2 separate regions of the Homo sapiens genome follow, and region 2 is linked to region 1. A link is a contact called in ENCODE Hi-C or POLR2A ChIA-PET data. All regions are on one chromosome and are shown on one strand. The core of a region is the stretch at or near the end of the contact, and the rest is flanking DNA. Distances in the headings are between cores, read along the strand shown. Region 1 overlaps TARID (TCF21 antisense RNA inducing promoter demethylation). Region 2 holds the start of TCF21 (transcription factor 21).

Region 1 (4,660 bases), core at 1,059-3,558:
ATGAAATAACACTTCGTATATCTTGCAAAAAAAAAAGGTTTCATTTAAGTCAGATCAAAACTTTGAATTCAAGCCAGCCACAGTGGCTCACAGCTGTAATCCCAGCACTTTGGGAGGCTGAGGTGGAAGCATAACGCTTGAGTCCCAGAGTTCAGACCAGCATGGGCAACATGATGAGACCCTATCTCTACAAAAAAAAAAAAAATTAAAAATTAGCCAGGCATGTTAGTGTGTGCCTGTAGTCCCAGCTACTCAGGAAGCTAAGCTGGAAGGATCCCTTGAGGCCAGGAGTTTGAGAGTTTGAGGCCGCCATAAGCCCTGATCACACCACTGCACTCCAGCCTGGGCAACAGAGGAAGACTCTATCTCAAAAAAAAAAAAAAAAAAAAAAAAAAAGACTAAATTCATCTGCCAGTTTGCAGAAAATACAGAGAACAGAGAAACATGTTGAACAGCACCATGAATATGCACTCAGCAGGTCCAGATGGTAGAAACTACAGGGCACATGGCCCAGATTCCTCAACAAATAAACTGTAAAGAAAATGATAGAAGAGGATTTTGTATTATGAAGAACCCAAAATTCATTACATTTTAAAAAGGCTAGACTAAAAAATACATTAAATATCTTCCTTCTTTTTCAATGGTCCAGCATCCAAATCCCTGTGTAATGTTTGAGGACTTTGCATCATGAGTCAGATATTCTATTTACCAATCTCCTTTGGGAATAGGGATGGGAACATGACCTAGATGCAGCTGGTCAGATGACTCCACCAAAATCACCTAGACTTTCTACCCTGTCATCAAGTGTCAAGAGAGGTCTGCACACTGGGAATAACCACCAGCTTCTCCAAAAATCTTAACTCTATTAACATATTAAGACAGACCCTAAAAACCCAAAATAAGCAGACATCTCTTCCAATAAGTGCACTGAGTCTGAGGCCACTCTCTCCCTGGGCCTTTGCCACCATTTTCAGGGGCCAGAAAGGACCTGCAAATTAAGCCTAAGACAAAGCTACCCCAAATTTATTTTCCTCTAGTCCACACTCTCTGCCTTGAATCCATCCAGGAATACTCTCATTTAGCCCTTTTTCTCTGTTTATATCAATTAGCAAAAAAAGCCCCATGCTCCCAGTTAACCCCCTTATCTCTTTATTCCCCATAAGGCTTAGCACATCCCTCATTCTTACCTCCCTCCCACCCTCCCCAATCCCAGAAATCATTTCCTTGTGCCTTCTGAAATGGTCCACATGCCATATTGTATGTTTTGCAATGGGCACAACAAGTTCTCTCATTCCTATGCTTCTGCAAATCTTTGCTTGAATGTCAGCCTTTTCATGATACCTTCCTGACCACACCATTTAAAAACTGCACATGTAAGCCCCTCTACACCCACCCTTCTTATCTCCTGTAATGGTTAATTTTATGTGTCAACCTGACTGTTTTTCTGAAGAACCCTAACACATTCCACTTACTCTGCTCTCCTTTTTTCTAAAACATTTATCACTTACAATCATCTTACCTAACTTACTTCTTTATGGTATCCATTGGTATGGTCTGTCTCCCAATAACTCACTCTCCCCGACCCTAACCTAGAGTATAAGTTTCAAGAGGGTGGAGGCATTTGTTTATTTCCTTCAGAGATATTTCTCGAGTACCTAGAATGGGGTCAGGCACAGTCAGTTTCCTGGGACTGATTATGCAGCCACCTCAATGATCTTGTAAGTGAGACAAAATCCTTTTGAATAATTATATTTCTGTTTAAGTCAGCCAGTGAGGATTTCTGTTTCTTTGCTAACAACTAAGAACACCCAAGTATTGGTCTTTCGAAAATGGATGAGGAAATTTCTGAAATATTCATAGGTTCAGAAAAATATCACTAAAACTGAAAGAGAAAATAGTACAAGAGGAGGTGGTCCATCTAATTAACAATCAACATATGATGCTGATGAGACAACTGATCAAGAAAACTCAGAGTGGAGAAAGTTACAACATGTGGATTTAAATGTCCTTTACATTTGATCCAACATCACCTAGGCAGCCTATTACTTTACTTCCCTTTTTAGAACTGGCCAGGAAGACACAGCAGAGAAAAGACCTCTCATAAAAGGCCATGCCTGGGAAAGCCCCAGCATGGATCCATATGGTTTGTGAGTCTTTTTCCCTGTGACATTTTTATGAAGGTTATGTATATGTCCCGTTCATCTTCATTCTCCCGGTGCTAATTGCTGTCTATTGGACCCTGCTACTGTGTACAGAGACCACATGCTTCCCCTGACACTGCCCCGGCTGTGGTGTGCCACATGGCCCTGCTGTCCTCAGATAAGAACCTGCTGCTGTCTGACCACAACAGCTGGAAATGTTCTGCCTTGAAGAGCTTATCGTGTGGACACTCAAGTTGAGCTATGACAGTCGACAAGCACACAAAATGAGTGGATTCTCTGGGGGCAGCGTATGGCAACTGAAAGCTTCCCATGTCCTGTTGGACATGAGCTTCATGTTTGGAGTTGATAATGAGGTTTTGCCTGGACACTTCCTGTGAAGAAAGCATTGTGTTGAAGGCAGCAAAAAGTTCAAGAGAGACATGACCGCAATTTCTCTAACAATCGGACTTTCTCTGAGCCTCTCAGTTATTTATTTCTCCTTGTTGAGGACTAGAAAGAAATGAAAGAAGATAACCCTTAACATCTTCCTTTCTCCTCTATGTCCTTAATATGATATTTGATATATACAAAAGAATATGTGTGACCTCTTTATGAGTCATAAAGTGTCCACAATCCAAGAATTACTACATCGCCAAAAATTAGCCTCCACTGGGTATTCTTTCCTAGCCCTCCCTCTCTGCCTCCCCCAACCCAGGATGACCAGGATCCAAAGTCTTATGTTTTTAATTTCCTTGCTTTCAAAAATGATTCTATCACATATGCCTATATCTTAACAAGATAGTGTTTAGTTTCTGAGTGTTCTAAAAGTGGTATCATACTATCTATAGTATTCGGGACTTGCCTTTTCATCACTTAACATTTTGTTCTAAGTTTTATGCATGCTGCTCTGTGGTCATTCACTTTCACTGTTGTGTACTAGGACTTTGTATGACTAGACCAGGTTTATTTATTTGTATCCCTGTTGGCATTTGGGTACTTTCTCACTTTTTAGAAGTCTGAACAGAGTTGCCGTATTATTCTGTTTTCACAGTGCTATAAAGACATACCAGAGAGGGTAATTTATAAAGAAAAGAGGTTTAATTGACTCGCAGTTCTGCATGGCTGGGGAGGCCCCAGGAAACTTACAATCATGGCAGAAGGGGAAGAGGCACCTCTTACATGGCAACAGGTGAGAGAGAGAAGTGCATGAAGGAGGAAAAGCCCCACACTTATCAAACAAACAGATCTCATGAGAACTCACTCACTATCATGAGAACATCATGGGGGCAACTGCCCCCAGGATCCAATCACCTCCCACCAGGTTTCGCCCACAACTCATGGGGATTATGGGGATTACAATTCAAGATGAGATTTGGGTGGGGACACAGAGCCTAACCATATTAGTTGCTCTAAACATTCTTGTCTTTGGCTCCTGGTGCACTTGGGCTACTCTATGTCCACCTAAGAATGGATTTACTGGTTATTTGCATGTTTTGCTTTACAAGATAGCACCAAATTGCTTTTCCAAAGCAATTATTCTACTTTACCAGCCATGTATGAGGTCCCAATGATCCACGTTCTCTCAATATTTGGTATATGTGATTACTCAGAAGATTTGTTTAGTGAGAGGGAAGAAATTTTCTCTAATGTGAGCGAATGAACTAGCTAATGCCACTCAGGTTGAGAAAGCTGCTACCAGCTACCAGGCTTGCACTTTGAGATGCATGACTCCTTTTTGTTTTAATATGTATTTTTTAAAATTTATTTATTTTAGAGACAGGGTCTCACTCTGTTGCTCACACTGGAGTGGAGTGGGGCAATCACGACTCACTACAGCCTCGACCTCCTAGGCTCAAGTGATCCTCCTGCCTCAGTCTCCCAAGTAGCTGGGACTACAGGCGTGTGCCACCACACCCAGCTAATTTTTTTTGTTTGTTTGTTTTTGAGATGGAGTCTCGCTCTGTCGCCCAGGCTGGACTGCAGCGGCGCATCTCTGCTCACTGCAAGCTCCACCTCCCGGGTTCACGCCATTCTCCTGCCTCAGCCTCCCGAGTAGCTGGGACTACAGGCGCCCGCCACCACACCGGGCTAATTTTTTGTATTTTTTTTAGTAGAGACAGGGTTTCACTGTGTTAGCCAGAATGGTCTCGATCTCCTGACCTTGTGATCTACCCGCCTCGGCCTCCCAAAGTGCTGGGATTACAGGCGTGAGCCACCACACCCAGCCCACACCCAGATAATTTTTTACTTTTTGTGGAGATGTGGGTCTCCCTATGTTGCTTGGGCTGGTCTCAAATTCCTGGCCTCAAGCGATCTTCCCACCTCAGCCCCTCAAGGTGCTGGGATTATAGGCATGAGCTACCTACCATACCTGGTCTTAAGATGTATTATTTACACTTGTCAATGCAGCGGTTCCTTAGGTGTGGGACATGCCAGAAAGTAACACGTGAATGATTCAGTTGGAGAGAAAACACAGATATACTTATTTTATGGACCATTCTAGAACTCCCCATCTTGGA
Region 2 (4,660 bases), core at 1,075-3,574, 190 kb after region 1:
ACTCTTACTCCCAAACTGGAAGCCATCTTTTACAGAATTTTAGAAACACTCCAAAATTTATTATCAGCCCACTAGCCTTTCTCAGCCCAAATGTCTTACTGCAAGATAAATGGACATGGGACTTAATTATTTCTTATATGGCTATGAAGAAAAATAATTGCTAAGCATAAAAACCAGCCTATGACATGAGGCTAGTTTTACATGCTTCCAGAAATTGGTACTTTTAAGTTTCCAACATTGAAAAATATACAGACAACAGAAATCTTTTCAGTGGTACATATTACTATGATTTTTACTATCTCCCCAGACAGCCTGAGCAGTCCATTAACTAAGGTGTAACAGAGACCCAGAGCCAAAAAGAAAAAAAAATGGCTCCAACAAGAAAAATCACAGCTTAATGTATGCAGTAAGGCCATAGTTTGGATTTATAATAATTATCACATTCCAGAGCCCAAATTAATTATTTGTAGTTATTTTGCAGATATCTTAGTAGCTACACACACACACACACACACACACACACATTTCACAAAGTATTGGCCAATGCCCATTTTCACATAGCTCTTTAGTCTAAAAATAACTTTAACTTTCATGTTTTACCAAGACTGAGAAAAGGGAGAGCAAATCAAAGGAAACTAGTTGAGGAATTAGTGAAGAAATTTTTAACAGGCCTGCTGGGTGTTCTCTCACTGCTGTCTTGAACCTCAGATTAAATTATTATACTTTCTGTGTTGTAGTACTGGGTCATTCGTATGTGAAGACAAAGGCAACTTCAACTTGATATTTCTGTCATCCCTGCTGTGGGAAGAGTCCTTTTCCTGGTTTATAACATCAATCATTCTCACAATAAATCTTAGGGTGGATGTGGTCATTTAAATCTCCACCTGCACAAACAACAGAAAATAAGAGAGCTCATAAATCTCTACACTGGTGATTAACAAATTTTGGATCCTCAGCGAAGATATTATGGAAGAGGGGTCGCTAATTCATTAATAAAGACTGATTTGCTGACAACCTGTTTAGTTTACAGCATAGGGGGAAAGCAAACAAGACCCTGCTAGCAAAACAAAACGTTAGAGGTTAGTGAATTCCCAGCTGAGCCTAGGATTAGAGATATGATATCTTAATGTAGGAGAAGCCTTCAGACCCTAAGCCAACCACTCAGAAACCACTCTTACATTTTGCTCCAGCCCCTCAACTTCAATGCCTACCTGCAAGGGAAGAAAACCTGGCAAAGAAATTGTAAGAGAGATTTATGCCTTCAGTCTCCCTGGTTTCATTGCACCAATTTCATCCAATCCCTAGGTTCTGTTTCCCTGTGCTTTTTCTACCTACTTCCCAGGAGACTTTCTTATTCTCTAGGAAAGGTGGTTCGAGCTGGGGTTAAAGATGGAAAAGAACCTTTCTCAAAAGGATAGTCTTGCTTTGTGTTGTGTAATGTCAGCTTCATGTGAGGAACACTGGCACCTAACAGGCTGGAAGAAGACAAAGACAGCAGCATTGAAAGGGACGGTGCATCACAAAAAGTGCCAGGCAAGGTGATGTCTGAGAGCAACAAAGACTCTCAAGGCAATATTAAATGCATTTCTAGAAAAGAAAAAAAAACCGAGGGGAAAGTTTCCATTTATTAGGAAAAGATGATCAACTAACATAATGTTTTCCACACACTCATACTGCCCTCTCATTCCCTACCCACTCCCACTAAGCTGTGTGTGGTTGGGTTTGAGTGTGCAAATCAAGTATGTTTGTGTACACGTAGGCAGTCCTTTGATGTCTTGAAAATGACCAGGTGTAGGTGAAATGTTTTATACTTACTTTTCCATCACCATAAAGATTCTAGGAAGCACTTGTCTTCATTTATCCCGGGGAAGGTGGAAGATCTCGGTAAAGCCTTGGAGTCTTATGAGGTGTTGGCAGGATGCGGTTGATACTCCCTGTATTTTAATTCGTGTTTTCTTGGGAGGAGAGAGGGCATGGAGTGTAGGTGGAAGGCCCAGAAAGAGCCAAACGATCTAGTCGTTTTTCTAAAGTTCTCAGTAACAACCAGTTGTGACGTCTTAAGAGAGAAAGAAGGCCTTTTACAGATGGACAGAACATGCTGCTTCTCGGCCCCGGCCACAGTTGGGAGAAGGTGGCTGGTAAGTACATGATGCAGTTGAGTTGATTTACATTACAAGTTGCAAATCAGGGTCTGTGCATTGAGTTTCCCTCCGGTTGTGAAAGGGGTCTAAGCGCTTTGCTGGGGCCTGGCAGGCCCCTCCCTGGGCTGCAAGGATCCGCCCCTCTATTCCCCAGATAAATTCCTAGTGTCCACCAAATTCCTCAGCGCTCGCTCACCCTCCTCTACGGCCACGACTCTGGGAGTGGGGAAACAGAGAGCCGGTTCCTCTGCTGCAGAAGTCCTCGGGGTTCCTTCTCACAACTCTGCGAAGGGGAAAGGGTTGTGAGACCCAACCAGACCCCAACTCCAGCTCCCAGCAGGAGGTGGCTGCGCCACACTCGGGAGGCCTCTTGGTTTCAGGGTCTCTCTGTCTCTCTCTCACCCTCTTCCTCGCTTTCTCTGTCTCTCTGTCTCTCTCTCTCTCTCTCCCTCGTCCACTCCCCCAAACATGTCCACCGGCTCCCTCAGCGATGTGGAGGACCTTCAAGAGGTGGAGATGTTGGAATGTGACGGGTTGAAAATGGATTCGAACAAGGAATTTGTGACTTCCAACGAGAGCACCGAGGAGAGCTCCAACTGCGAGAATGGGTCTCCCCAGAAGGGCCGCGGCGGCCTGGGCAAGAGGAGGAAGGCGCCCACCAAGAAGAGCCCCCTGAGCGGGGTCAGCCAGGAGGGGAAGCAGGTCCAGCGCAACGCCGCCAACGCGCGAGAGCGGGCCCGCATGCGAGTGCTGAGCAAGGCCTTCTCCAGACTCAAGACCACCCTGCCCTGGGTGCCCCCCGACACCAAGCTCTCCAAGCTGGACACGCTCAGGCTGGCGTCCAGCTACATCGCCCACTTGAGGCAGATCCTGGCTAACGACAAATACGAGAACGGGTACATTCACCCGGTCAACCTGGTGAGTGCTCCCGGGGCTGCAGCTGCAGTCCAGGCGCGCCCGCACTCCCGCCTGCGGTGGGCGCGAGTGCGCGCGGGGCTGGGAGTGGGGGTGTGGGCGCGGCGGTGACTTACACATCTCGACCACCGCGGGCCTAGAGCCTCCAGGGACCGGAGGCGGGCGGTCTAGACACGGCCCTCGCTCTCTGCCCTACCAGCCCCCGGAGCGGGAGTGATTTATGCGAGGGTTTGACGTGGCAGCCCAATTAAAAGTTTGCAAGTGTGTTGAGCTGGCACAGAGGAGGGATCCCCCGCTCCCGCTCCATCGCCATCCTCCCTGGGGTGCAGTGGCTGCTGCGGAACTGAGAACACTGACAAGACGCTGCGAGCGGACAGGCATTTTGTTAATCCTTTTTTCTTCTTTTAGCAGAGAGTGGAACTTGATTTTCCTTTCCTTGTAAATAAAAACACCCAACTCCGTTTCTTTCACAAGCATATTTAGGACCATTGGATAAGGACACATCTATGCCCCCCAAATTGTCCACGTAAGCCCTTAACCGCTTAAATATTCTGTGCTTCTCCTATAAGTGGATTAATATTTTTAAATCCCAGAAGTTCTAGTAATGATCAGCAAAATCAGTAAATCCTCACTAGTATGAGTGTAATAAATACTAAAATAGGTCACTCTCACCCAAGATTTAAGAAATGTTACCTTTTATCTTAAAAAGTAATGCCCATTGAGCCTAATTTTTTAACACAAAAAACTGATAATCATTGAGTCTACTTTTTTCTCAAATGTATTTTACTGTTTAAGAAATATATCTTAATTTTTTTCATTTGATTTTATTTTAAAACTTCTAAGATCTAAAGAAAAACAATAACAACAACTTACTAGGATCTCTGTTTGTATATGATAAGAATGAGAGATTTTTCCTTTTAAAAGGCAAGTCTTATCAGCTAGCACTAGAGCAGTAGTGAGAGGGGTCTGAATTGTCTTCTCACCGAATTGGTTTCTGGAATTGCTGGAGAAGAAGATGCAAACCCACATTTTACCATGAAAAATGTTTTCTCTCCAATTGAAAGTTTGGGGTTTTTCCCCCCCAATGAGTAAATAGCTTTTTAAAATCTCCACCTAAAATGAAAGTGTTGCCTCGAATATTTACAACTGCTACTCTCTTCATCTTTGAATAAGAAACTTAAATGAGCTTTATTATAAAACAGCCCGGAGAAAGGAAGAGAAAGCATACTTTCTCAGTCCAGCATGAAGACGATCTTAAATTAAAAGTCAATGTAGTATAGCATTTTTTTTTCCTTAAGAGGTGGTGATTAATCTAGAAGCTGTAGTCAAAGCCGGTGTTTGCGATGGAAGAAACGAAAGTCGGACTAGGGAAATAGATGGTGATGAAAGGCGATGAAAGCGACAGGGCCCTGAAACCCGACCACCGCCTCAGAAGGAGGCCAGGAGGGCGCTTCGCCCCGAACTCGGTGCCCAGTAGGCACAAGGTCGTTCTGGGCTTCCCGGCTCAGACTGCCAAAGCGTCTGCCTCCAGGCAGTGCCACAGCACCACCCACTCTCCCACTCTCGGCTTGCCCGGGGCTTCCTGCATTGAGTCTCACAAGGAA

What was found. Hi-C counts contacts between places; a loop is a spot of excess contacts on that map. ChIA-PET counts read pairs that join two places held with the same protein, here RNA polymerase II (POLR2A). Pooled maps may share reads with other maps.
Region 2: a map of Right ventricle myocardium superior shows a loop between it and region 1 (5-fold over the local background). The contact joins the promoter of TCF21 here to the enhancer-like site in region 1. A Hi-C loop is called at or near these places in 1 of 168 maps with a recorded cell type or tissue (Right ventricle myocardium superior) and 8 of 50 pooled maps. POLR2A ChIA-PET finds 5 or more read pairs at or near these places in 1 of 52 experiments (AG04450).

Annotation. Positions count from the first base shown.
Region 1 is chr6:133,699,448-133,704,107 of GRCh38, forward strand. All of the region lies in intron 4 of TARID (TCF21 antisense RNA inducing promoter demethylation), which reads right to left. Among named protein-coding and RNA genes, the nearest start is that of LINC01312, 120 kb to the right of the region's middle. RefSeq lists an enhancer at 2,243-2,387 and a cis regulatory region at 2,307-2,324. Within about 2 kb of position 2,309, at least 2 of the 41 ENCODE cell types and tissues checked have a DNase peak (open chromatin) inside an H3K27ac peak, as active enhancers do.
Region 2 is chr6:133,886,789-133,891,448 of GRCh38, forward strand. It overlaps TCF21 (transcription factor 21), which reads left to right and starts at 2,325. Exons shown (of 2, transcript NM_003206.4): 1 at 2,325-3,059. The coding sequence starts at 2,610. TARID (TCF21 antisense RNA inducing promoter demethylation) reads right to left here and starts at 2,218. Exons shown (of 9, transcript NR_109982.1): 1 at 1,816-2,218. RefSeq lists enhancers at 1,873-2,786, 4,038-4,660.